Linked DNA regions of Homo sapiens: region 1 is linked to region 2. The links are chromatin contacts, found by Hi-C or POLR2A ChIA-PET in ENCODE. All regions are on one chromosome and are shown on one strand. The core of a region is the stretch at or near the end of the contact, and the rest is flanking DNA. Distances in the headings are between cores, read along the strand shown.

Region 1 (4,963 bases), core at 97-2,596, 59 kb before region 2:
GAGGCTGCAATGAGCCATGATGGTTTCACTGCACTCCAGCCTAGGCAACAGAGAGAGATTCTTGTATCTTTAAAACAAAAATCAGCCTGGGCAACATAGTGAGACCCCGTGTCTACACAAAATAAAAAATTAGTGGGTGTGGCAGCACATGCCTATAGTTCCAGCTACTTGGGAGGCTAAGTTGGGAGGATCGACTGAGCACAGGAGGTTGAGGCTGCAGTGAGCCATGATCGTGCCACTGCACTCCATCTCTGGGCGACAGAGTGAGACCCTGTCTCAAAACAAAATAAAACCGAACAGCAGCAACCACAACAAAACATGTGACACGGAGCTAAAGTGTTCTTAGAGAAAAATTTATAAACTGAATGTTTATATTATAAAATAAAATGACTGGATAGTAAGATAAGCATTAAATTCAGGACTTTAAAAATGAGAACAAAATTAAAAAACAGAAAAGAAATAACGAAGTTAAGGGCAGATATTAATGACAGAGAAACAAAGATACAGGAGGACCAACAAAGTCAAAAGTAGGTTTTGAAATAACCTCATCTCAGACCTAAAGACCACCTATCACTGACCCCAGGAAGCTGCATATCTGATTCCACAGCCCCCCATCACTAGTCCCAAAGAAACGCATCACTCACCCAGCAGGAACCTTGGTCAATCACCCAATAAACCCCATCCCACACCTCACAGACCTCCAGTAGTCACCCCGCACAGCCCTTTCTTACCCCCACGGACTTCTCATCACTCATCTCACATATACCTTATCACTCACCCTAGAGACCCTGTATCACTCACCCCACAGACCCCCTTATTATTCACTCCGGTGTCCCCAACACTCATCCCACAGGCTACCCATCAACTTTCTCTAGTGACCCATCACTCACCCACAAACCCCAATCACTCATTCTGCACCTCCCTATAAATGACCCCAGAGAAGCCTCCTTACTCATCCTACTGAGCATCTTCGAGTACAAAATCCATGTCATAACATCCCCATAATTATCTTAATGCTTGATCCATGTCATAACATCTCCATATTTATCTCAATGCTTAAGTGGCCCTAAGTCCGTCTGTTAAACTCACTCCCAGAGCCTTAAGTCCTGAAAACTGCTTCGAGGAACCCCGGCGCTTCTGGACTTGATCTGCACATGCTTAGTGTCAGCTCCGAAGCGGCCGCTCGCCCACAATTACACCTGGTGGGTGCCCTTACACCGCGCCGGTGCGTGCGTGCGCGTGCGCGTGTGCGTCGAAGGAGAGGCGGGCTTTCCAATTTCCTTCAGTGACTCTCAGGCAAGGAACATGGCTGTCTCCTTGGGAGTGTCTCTACGGGAGCCGCCATCTTGGAAGGGCGGTCATTTCTGCCGCGGAGCCCGCGGTCCCCTACTCGATATACCCCTGTGGGATTTTCCAGTGGCCGAGGCACTGGGCCATGGAATGTACCACCAGGCTTCTCCCCTCCGCCGCAGCCTCTAGGAGTTAGTCACCTCCGAGGCCCCGGCGGGCGAGGCGCTTTGCCTCTTCCGCCCTCAGGGTGCCCTCGGCCTCAGGCCGTCCCTACCGGGGAGCCTCCGCCTCTTTAAATATCGCCCAGCCCCCACCCCCAGGAGCAGGTCGCGAGACGCACCCGCCCCCGCCCCTGCCGCCGCACTGCTCTGTGGGACGCGGCGACCCCTCTCCCGCGGCGGCCGGGACCCCGCGCCCACCGCGTCTGGAGCCCACCTGGCGGCCCCACTGGCTACATTTCCGACCTGGACCCCGGCCGGCTGCGGGAAACACTCGGCGTCTCGGCTGTCACCGAACCTGTGCAGTTGCCGCGGGGGGAGTCGTGCGTGTCAGATTTAGGCCAGGAAGCGGAAGTCGCCAGCAGCGAGAGTTTAACCTCTGTGGGCGCAGAGGGTTGCGGGGATTCAGCGCCCGGGACCGTGGATCTGTGCAGGGAGTCATAGGTGTGTGTGACATCAGTGGTGGAACATTTTGGCTCGTTTTCACAATTCAGTCATTATCCTTTCTGCTTTCCTCCTGGAAGCATTAAGGTTGAAGTTTTCTTCTAAAGATCAAAGTTTTGATTTGTTATATTAGTTCGGATTTGTTTGATTTTTGTTTGTGTTCGGTTTCAAGTGCTGATTTGTAACTTTTCTCCCCCCCCCACACACGCCTTTTGACCCCTGAATTATTTAAAAGTCCATTGTTGGAGTGGCAAACATCCTCCGAGACTCAAAGGGCAAGGCCATGGGCGCTTTATTCCGGCTGCTGCTCCAGGAACGTGGGAAAGCAGCGGAGTTTTATTCTAGGGGAAGGAAACAAAGGCGGCCGAGTGCCAGCTGCACGTTTGGTGGGATTTGGTCATCAGGGGTGGACATGCTGCCCAATGGAGCTGTCGGCAGTTTGACCCAGCTTGGTCCGTCGCGTCCTGTTCTAGGAATCGATTATTCAAAGAAGGAATTTAGAGGGACTGCAGAAAATGTTACAGGTCTTAACACCATTTTGCATTTCCGCAAACGAACAAGAAGTTAATCCCTGTGTTAGTGATTTCTAAGCCCATTTGCCTTGTGGCCCAAGAACGTTGAGTTTGAAATTTGATGAAACTTGCCTTAAGGCTCAAGTACGAGGCCAGCTTTCAAAAATGGTTTTGTGCCTTGATTGAAAACACTGTATCTTCTAGTTGTTGGATTTATCGTACTCTGCGGCTCTATTGGTTCAAGCTTGTGCGTTGGGCCTTTTAAAATGTGTGTTTCCTGATAATTCCCTTCAGCTTGTCAACTGGGGGTGATGTGGCAGGGAGAAAGAGAGAGAGGAGAGAGAGAGACTGTACTGGCAGGTTTTCCTTGTGCTATTCAATTTTTGCTTCCTATGTTTTGAAGTTTTATTATTAACTGCAGGTTTCATTACTGAATAGATATAGCCAAATTCCTTCCCCCAAAAGATTATAAAGTTTCCTAGTCCTACCAGCAAAATCATTAAGTTCATTAAGGCAAATCCCCTCCAGCGCTGGATGTTGATGCTGTCTTTAATTTTGTATTTTTCTGACTACTTTGTGCAATTGAGGATTGTTTTGGTCTATTGGCCATTTGGCTTTTCTCTTTTGCAAATGTTCATATCCTTTGTCCAGTTTTCTTTAGGGTGATTTTTCCTTTTCGTATCAATTTGTAAACAGTGTACAAATTACATTGTACATTAGGGATATTAACAGTCTGTCAGTTACACTGTACATTAGGGATATTACATTAGAGATATTAACATCTTTGTCCATTAAGGATATTAACCATCTGTCAGTTACATTGCAGTATTTTTCCCTAAACTCTTTTTGTCTTTTGCATTTTATGTTTTTTTAAATGTGCAATTAGAAAAATTTTATATGGGCTGGGCACAGTAATCCCAGCACCCATCTCTACTAAAAATAAAAAAAAAAATAGCCAGGCGTGGTATCTCAACTAAAAAAAAAAAAAAAAATTGCCGGGCATGGTGTTGGGCGCTTGTAATCCCAGCTACTCGGGAGGTTGAGGCAGGAGAATCGCTTGAACTTGGGAAGTGGAGATTGCAGTGAGCTGAGCTCGGGCCACTGCACTCCAGCCTGGGTGATAGAGCAAGACTTCATCTCAAAAAAAAAAAAGAAAGAAAAATTGTATGTGTAATATGTAACTAGTGAAATGTAGCCTCTGATCAGATATGTCTAAACTTTCTTTTATGGCTTTTGTATATCCCATCTTGCCTAGTTTCACTTCCCTATTCCAGATAGAAAGATAATCTTAACATGTATTTCAGTGTTTTTATTGCTTTAATTTTTTCTACTTTAATCTAGTTGGAATTTACTCTGGTATATGGTATGAAATCAAGATCAAGCTTGAACAAGAAGCCTGTGTCACACTTTTTTCTGTGTCAAATAAAAAGAGACTTTAATTAGAAAGACAGACTATTGCAAAAGGGAGAATGCTCCCATCTCAGAAACCTGAGAGCATCTTGAAACCAAACAGAAAAAGGCTTTTCTTGTAGAGGGTAAGGAGGCAGGCAGAGATAAGCAGAATCTGTGGAAAGGAAGCTGCACAAACAAGGGGGAATGGCCAGTGGGGTCTGCCAGGAAATTGTCCCACAGTGGTGCGCCCATTCCCAGGAGAAGCTGAGAAGCAGGGTCCATTGGGAGGGGAGGAATTTCGACTTTTTTTGATGCTTGCCCAGGCTCGGGGGCAAGCAGAGTTAGGAGCTTGTAGGAAAGAAGCCTGGTTCAAGTTTGGCTAAAGAGCATTTTGTTCCAATTGATCAGTGGAGACAAGCAGTTAGGCTTGTCATCTATGAGGCAAAGAATGGGAATTTGGAGAGTGGGTGTCTGGCCTTCTCATAGGTAAACAGGGGACATCCGTGACTTCTAAGTCATATGGGGAAGGATGGTTCTTTGCAGTAAGCCATTTTCCAGAAAAGCCATTTTCCCTTTGGAGTAAGGGGATTTCTTGACCTGCACTGCTCACCAGGATGAGGTAAAATTCAGTATTGCCAGTTGGCACCATTTATGAAACACACCACCTTGTAACCACTGAATTAAATATTGCTTCTGTCATATAAGTTCACAAATATGCTTAGCTTGACCTGAACTCTATTTTGTGTCTGTAGTCTATTTGATTTCAAGGGATTTTTGTTCTTGCAAATTTATTTTCTAGGAATTCTCTGAAGTTTAAAATCATTTAATCAAAAATGAATGCTACCAACCCGTCCCCCACCCCCCGCAAAAAAAAACAAAAACACAGCAAAACTAAATTGTTGTGACTGGGCGAGGTGGCTCATGCCTATAATCCCAGCATTTTGGGAGCCCAAGGTGGGCAAATAACTTGAGGCCAGCAGTTGGAGACCAGCCTGGCCAACATGGCGAAACCCTGTCTTTACTAAAAAATAAAAAAATTAGCCACCCGTGGTGGCAGGCACCTGTAATCCCAGCTACTTGGGAGGCTGAGGCAGGAGAATTGCTTGA
Region 2 (5,080 bases), core at 1,795-4,294:
GACTGGCCTGACCAACATGGTGAAATCCTGTCTCTACTAAAACTACAAAGAAAAACCGGCCAGGTGCTGTGGCTCATGCCTGTAATCCCAGTACTTTGGGAGGCCAAGGCGGGCGGATCATGAGGTTAAGAGATCGAGACCATCCTGGCCAACATGGTGAAACCCCGTCTCTATTAAAAGTATAAACATTAGCTGGGTGTGGTGGCGGGCACCTGTAGTCTCAGCTACTCGGGAGGCTGAGGCAGGAGAATCGCTTGAACCTGGGAGGCGGAGGTTACAGTGAGCCGAGATCACGCCATTGCACTCCAGCCTGGGCATCTTTAAAAAAAAAGTGCAAATATTTATTTTTACTTATTTACTTACAAATTTTTCTTTAGAGATGGGGTGATATAGTTTGAATATATGTCCTTGCCAAAGCTCATGTTGAATTGTAATCCTCAATGTTTGAGGTAGGGCCTGGTGGGAGGTGATTGGGTCATGGGGGCAGATCCTTCATGGCTTGGTGCTGTCCTCGCTATAGTGAGTGGGTTCACTTCACGAGATATTTGGTTGTTTAAAGTGTGTGGCACCTCCCCACCCTTTGCTCTCGCTCTGCCATGTGAGATACCTGTTCCCACTTTGGCTTCCGTCATGAGTAAAAGCTCCTTGAGGCCTCCCCAGGCTCCTTCCTGTACAGTCCTGTATAAAACTGTGAGCCAATTAAGCCTCTTTTCTTTATAAATTACCCGGTCTCAGGTATTTCTTTATAGCAATGCAAGACTGACCTAATTCACGGACAGGGTCTCCCTCTGTTGCCCAGGCTGGCGTAGTGGCTTGATCTCGGCTCATTGCAACCTCTGCCTCCCAGGTTCAAGCAGTCCTCCTACCTCAGCCTCTGGAGTAGCTGAGATTACAGGTGCTAGCCATCATGCCCAGTTAAGTGCAATATTTAAAGGGTTCTGAAAATTTTCTTCCTTTGAAAGCTTTCACTAACTGAGAACTTCAAAGTGCTATTTTCCTGAGAAATTCAAATAACTTTCAATTATTTCTAGGGTCCCCTAGCAGTTACTTGGGGAAATAAAAAAGAAAATTCAATGTCTATCTTACTCCTCATGCCAAAATAAATTTCATCTGGATAGAAGCTTTGAATGTAAAACAAAAAAAATAAATAAATAAAAAATAAAACCAATCAACAAACTTGGGAGTATTACGTTAAAACTAGGGGAAAAAAAATATATATATATATATTTGGAAACGGAGTCTCGCTCTGTCGCCCAGGCTGGAGTGCAGTGGCTCAAGCTCGGCTCACTGCAACTTTGGCCTCTTGAGTTCAAGCAATTCTCCTGCCTAAGCCTCCCAAGTAGCTGGGACTACAGGTGCCCACCACCACGCCTGACTAATTTTTTTTTTTTGTATTTTTAGTAGAGATGTGGTTTCACCATGTCGCCCAGGATGGTCTCATACTCCTGAGCTCAGGCAATCCACCTGCCTTGGCCTCCCAAAGTGCCAGGATTACAGGCATGAGCCACCACGCCCAGCCAGGGAAAATATTTTTATAATTGACAAATTAGAAGTCACGAAAAAAAAGCAATGAATTAGGCCCCCCAAAATTTTAATTCTTTGCATGTGCTTTGGAACATTTTGCTGATCTTATACCAAGATAATTTTTTTAAGGAAAATGAGATCAGTGAGTACTTACTGCTCTGCAAGCTATTTTTATTCACTTGGCAGTAAAATAATGGCATCTTTCCAAGTGAGTGCATTTGTTTTAATGGATGTATTAGTATCTCATTATATAAAAGTCTATATTTAGATATTACCCTCTTCTCTTTTGTTAATATCTTAACTAACTAGGTTATATGAGGAGCAAAGAATGAGCCTACACCCAGCACCTAAACCAATGGTTTCATGACATTCTCTGCTCCAACATGTGGCTAGAGACAAGTGATTCTGAGAAGAAAACTGCCAAATCACAGAACAAGTTTACACTACTCCAGGTGGATAGGAAGTTTAATATTTAAAAAAAAAAACAGGCTGGGTGCGGTGGCTCATGGGTGTATCCCAGCACTTTGGGAGACCAAGGACAGAAGATGACTTGAGCCCAGGAGTCTGGGACCAGCCTGGGCAACATAGGGAGATCCTCGTCTTTACAAAGATAATAAAAAATATTAGCCAGGCATGGTGGTGCACGCCTGTAGTCCCAGCTACTGGTGGGGGAGCTGAGGTGGTGGTGGGGCTGCAGTTGGTGGGGGGGATGATGAGGTGAGAGGATGGCTTGAGCCTGTGAGTTCAAGCCTGCAGTGAGCTATGATAGCGCCACTGCACTCCAGTCTAGGTGACAGAGCGAGATCTTGTCCCAAAATAATAATAATAATAATAATAAAAACAAATAAAAAACAAAAGTTCATTTAGATTTTGAAGATAATAAACGTATGAATATTTAAAATTACACAGTTTTGCTTTCCAGAGTGATGATAAAAGTGTACCATTTGAGTCACTAACTCTTTTTTTTCTTTTTAAGAGAGTCTCGCTCTGTCTAGCAGGATGCAGTGCAGTGGCACGATCTCAGCTCACTAAAACCTCCGCCTCCAGGGTTCAAGCAATTCTCTTACCTCTCAACCTCTCGAGTAGCTGGTATGACTGGTGTGCACCACCACCCACCTCAGCCTCACACAGTGCTGGGATTACAGGCGTGAGCCACTGTGCCCGGCCCATTTTAGTCATTAACTTTTAAAAATAAACTTCACACAGCAGTACATCTCAGATGTTTATAACAAAAAGGAGGGTGGATGTGTGTGTGGGGGGTGAGCTTTCTAATTTGACCACGTCAATATTGTATCTGCCAAGCAGTTTCCAACTTGTATCAAGTCAAATGAGTACTTAGTTGTTTTCTTTAGTTCTTAGAATATTTCCCCTACATTCTCCATGGCTCGGTTCTTTCCAGAAAATTCCCTGGATGGAATTTTCCACATAGCCCAGCAGAGGGCCCTGTATTCTGAGCCACAGTCAGGCATACACAGAAGACACTGCAGACACCAATCAGCAAATCAGGAACGAGAATTCCTCTCCTCCCACACTCCAGCCAAAGGGCTCTCAGGTTCCAGTTGCAGCCGGTCAGCTAACAACTGACGGTGTCTGCACTTCCTTTTAGTCTAGGCGGCGGTAGAAATGGTTTCTAAGAATACCCAGTGGCTCTGGAAAACATTTCCATCATGTGAATGAGCCTGCGCGTATTTTATATTACAGCTTTTATTCCCCTCAGATTCCTATTCTCATTTTAAAATGTATTTAAAAGATATAGAGACATATAAAGCCTTCAGAGGAAAATGCATTAAAAAGGAATATATCACAATGGTAAACCATGATTACTACTAAAGAGATTATGGCTTATTTCACTCCATTCTTTAATTTCCCAGATTTTACACCATTATCGTGTTTCTTTTATTTTGAATATTCTCTTTTCAGAAAGAGAAAATATAGTTTGAAAAAGCGGCTGGGTGTGGTGGCTCATGCCTTTAATCCCAGCACTTTGGGAGGCCAAGGTGGGTGGATTATTTGAGGTCAGGAGTTCGGGACCAGCCTGGCCAACATGGTGAAACCCTCTCTCTACAAAAATACGAAACTTAGCTGGGTGTGGTGTCGGGCGCCTGTAATCCCAGCTACTCGGGAGGCTGAGGAACGAAAATTGCTTGAACCCGGGAGGCGGTGGTTGCAGTGAGCCGAGATCGCGCCACTGCACTCCAGTCTGTCTCAAAACAAACAAACAAACAACAACAAAAAGGCAAGAGACAGGAAGTAAATATATGCCCATCAAAAAGATTAAAAACACTTGGAGCAATTTTTAAAAATCTGTATTAAAAGAATTTTTAGAACATAAGTGGGTGCTTATGTGTAAAATAATATACAAGAAAGTAATTTATTTAGCCTATATATATATAACTGATCATTTTAACCCTTGTAGCCAAAAAGTAGAAGCACCCACTTATGTGCAGAGGGTACAGATATCTTTTCCAGAAAGAAATGAAAAACACTGCACCATGAAGTGCCGTTATTTTTATCTTGATTTCAAGGAAGAGAAGACCCTGTCTGATGACTTTCTGTCATTAAAGTATATTTTGAATGAAAGGATCATTTACCCATTTATTCCACAAATATTTAGAGATTCAGATACTTTTCATACCATGAACTCCCCAACCCTCCGAAGAAAAAGGGACCTCATCTAGATCACAAGCCCCTCTTCTTAGGAAACTGGAACTGTTACTATCACTCCAACCCCAGCTGTCACTTGGCTAAGCCCCACTCATTCTTTAGTCCTCCAACTATTCTTCAGGGAGACCTCATCTCCTTGGACCTTAACTGGCCTCTGCCCTCTGGGCATTGCCTTCCTCAGTACCCGTGGATGGGCCCAGTCATCAAACCCATTGCAGACACGGAGGGCTTCTCTAAACTGTGAGTACAAGGAAGGGCCAGGAAACCCTTGAGCCAAACCTGCTGACATGGAAGTCCTATGTACATATATGTAGACATACAGAATAAGTATGTTTGTAGGCATTCTTTAGTTCCAAGATAGGGGATTTCTTCTCTTTTCCACCATATTTTGTTTTGCATTTTAAAATGCTTATTTTGTGCTGAGCGCGGTGGCTCACGCCTGTAATCCCAGCACTTTGGGAGGCTGAGGCGGGTGGATCACTTGAGGTCAGGAGTTTGAGACCAGCCTGGCCAACATGGTGAAACCCCGTCTCTACTAAAAATACAAAAATTAGCCAGGCATGGTGGCAGGTGCCTGTAGTCCCAGCTACTTGGGAGGCTGAGGCACAAGGATCTCTTAAACCCAGATGGTGGAGGTTGCAGTAAGCCAAGATCGCACCACTGCACTCCAGCCTGAGCGACAGAGCGAGACTTTGTCTCAAAAAAATAAAAATAAAATAAAATAAAATAAGGCTGGGCGCGGTGGCTCACGCCTGTAATCCCAGCACTTTGGGAGGCTGAGGTGGGTGGATCACGAGGTCAGGAGATCGAGACCACCCTGGCTAATATGGTGAAACCCCATCTCTACTAAAAATACAAAAATTAGCCAGGCGTGGTGGCGTGTGCCTGTAAT

The links. Hi-C counts contacts between places; a loop is a spot of excess contacts on that map. ChIA-PET counts read pairs that join two places held with the same protein, here RNA polymerase II (POLR2A). Pooled maps may share reads with other maps.
Region 1: a pooled map shows a loop between it and region 2 (8-fold over the local background). The contact joins the promoter of LINC01560 here to the enhancer-like site in region 2. A Hi-C loop is called at or near these places in 1 of 168 maps with a recorded cell type or tissue (CD4-positive, alpha-beta T cell), 4 of 37 single-sample maps with no recorded cell type and 13 of 50 pooled maps. POLR2A ChIA-PET finds 5 or more read pairs at or near these places in 3 of 52 experiments (AG04449, activated B cell and activated naive CD4-positive, alpha-beta T cell).

Annotation. Positions count from the first base shown.
Region 1 is chrX:47,481,370-47,486,332 of GRCh38, forward strand. It overlaps LINC01560 (long intergenic non-protein coding RNA 1560), which reads left to right and starts at 1,347. Exons shown (of 1, transcript NR_126059.1): 1 at 1,347-3,858. It overlaps ZNF41 (zinc finger protein 41), which reads right to left and starts at 1,853. Exons shown (of 5, transcript NM_001324144.2): 1 at 1,726-1,853. RefSeq lists an enhancer at 1,288-1,587 and a silencer at 1,578-1,867.
Region 2 is chrX:47,538,292-47,543,371 of GRCh38, forward strand. No RefSeq gene overlaps it. Among named protein-coding and RNA genes, the nearest start is that of ARAF, 20 kb to the right of the region's middle. RefSeq lists an enhancer at 2,899-3,193. Within about 2 kb of position 3,045, at least 18 of the 41 ENCODE cell types and tissues checked have a DNase peak (open chromatin) inside an H3K27ac peak, as active enhancers do.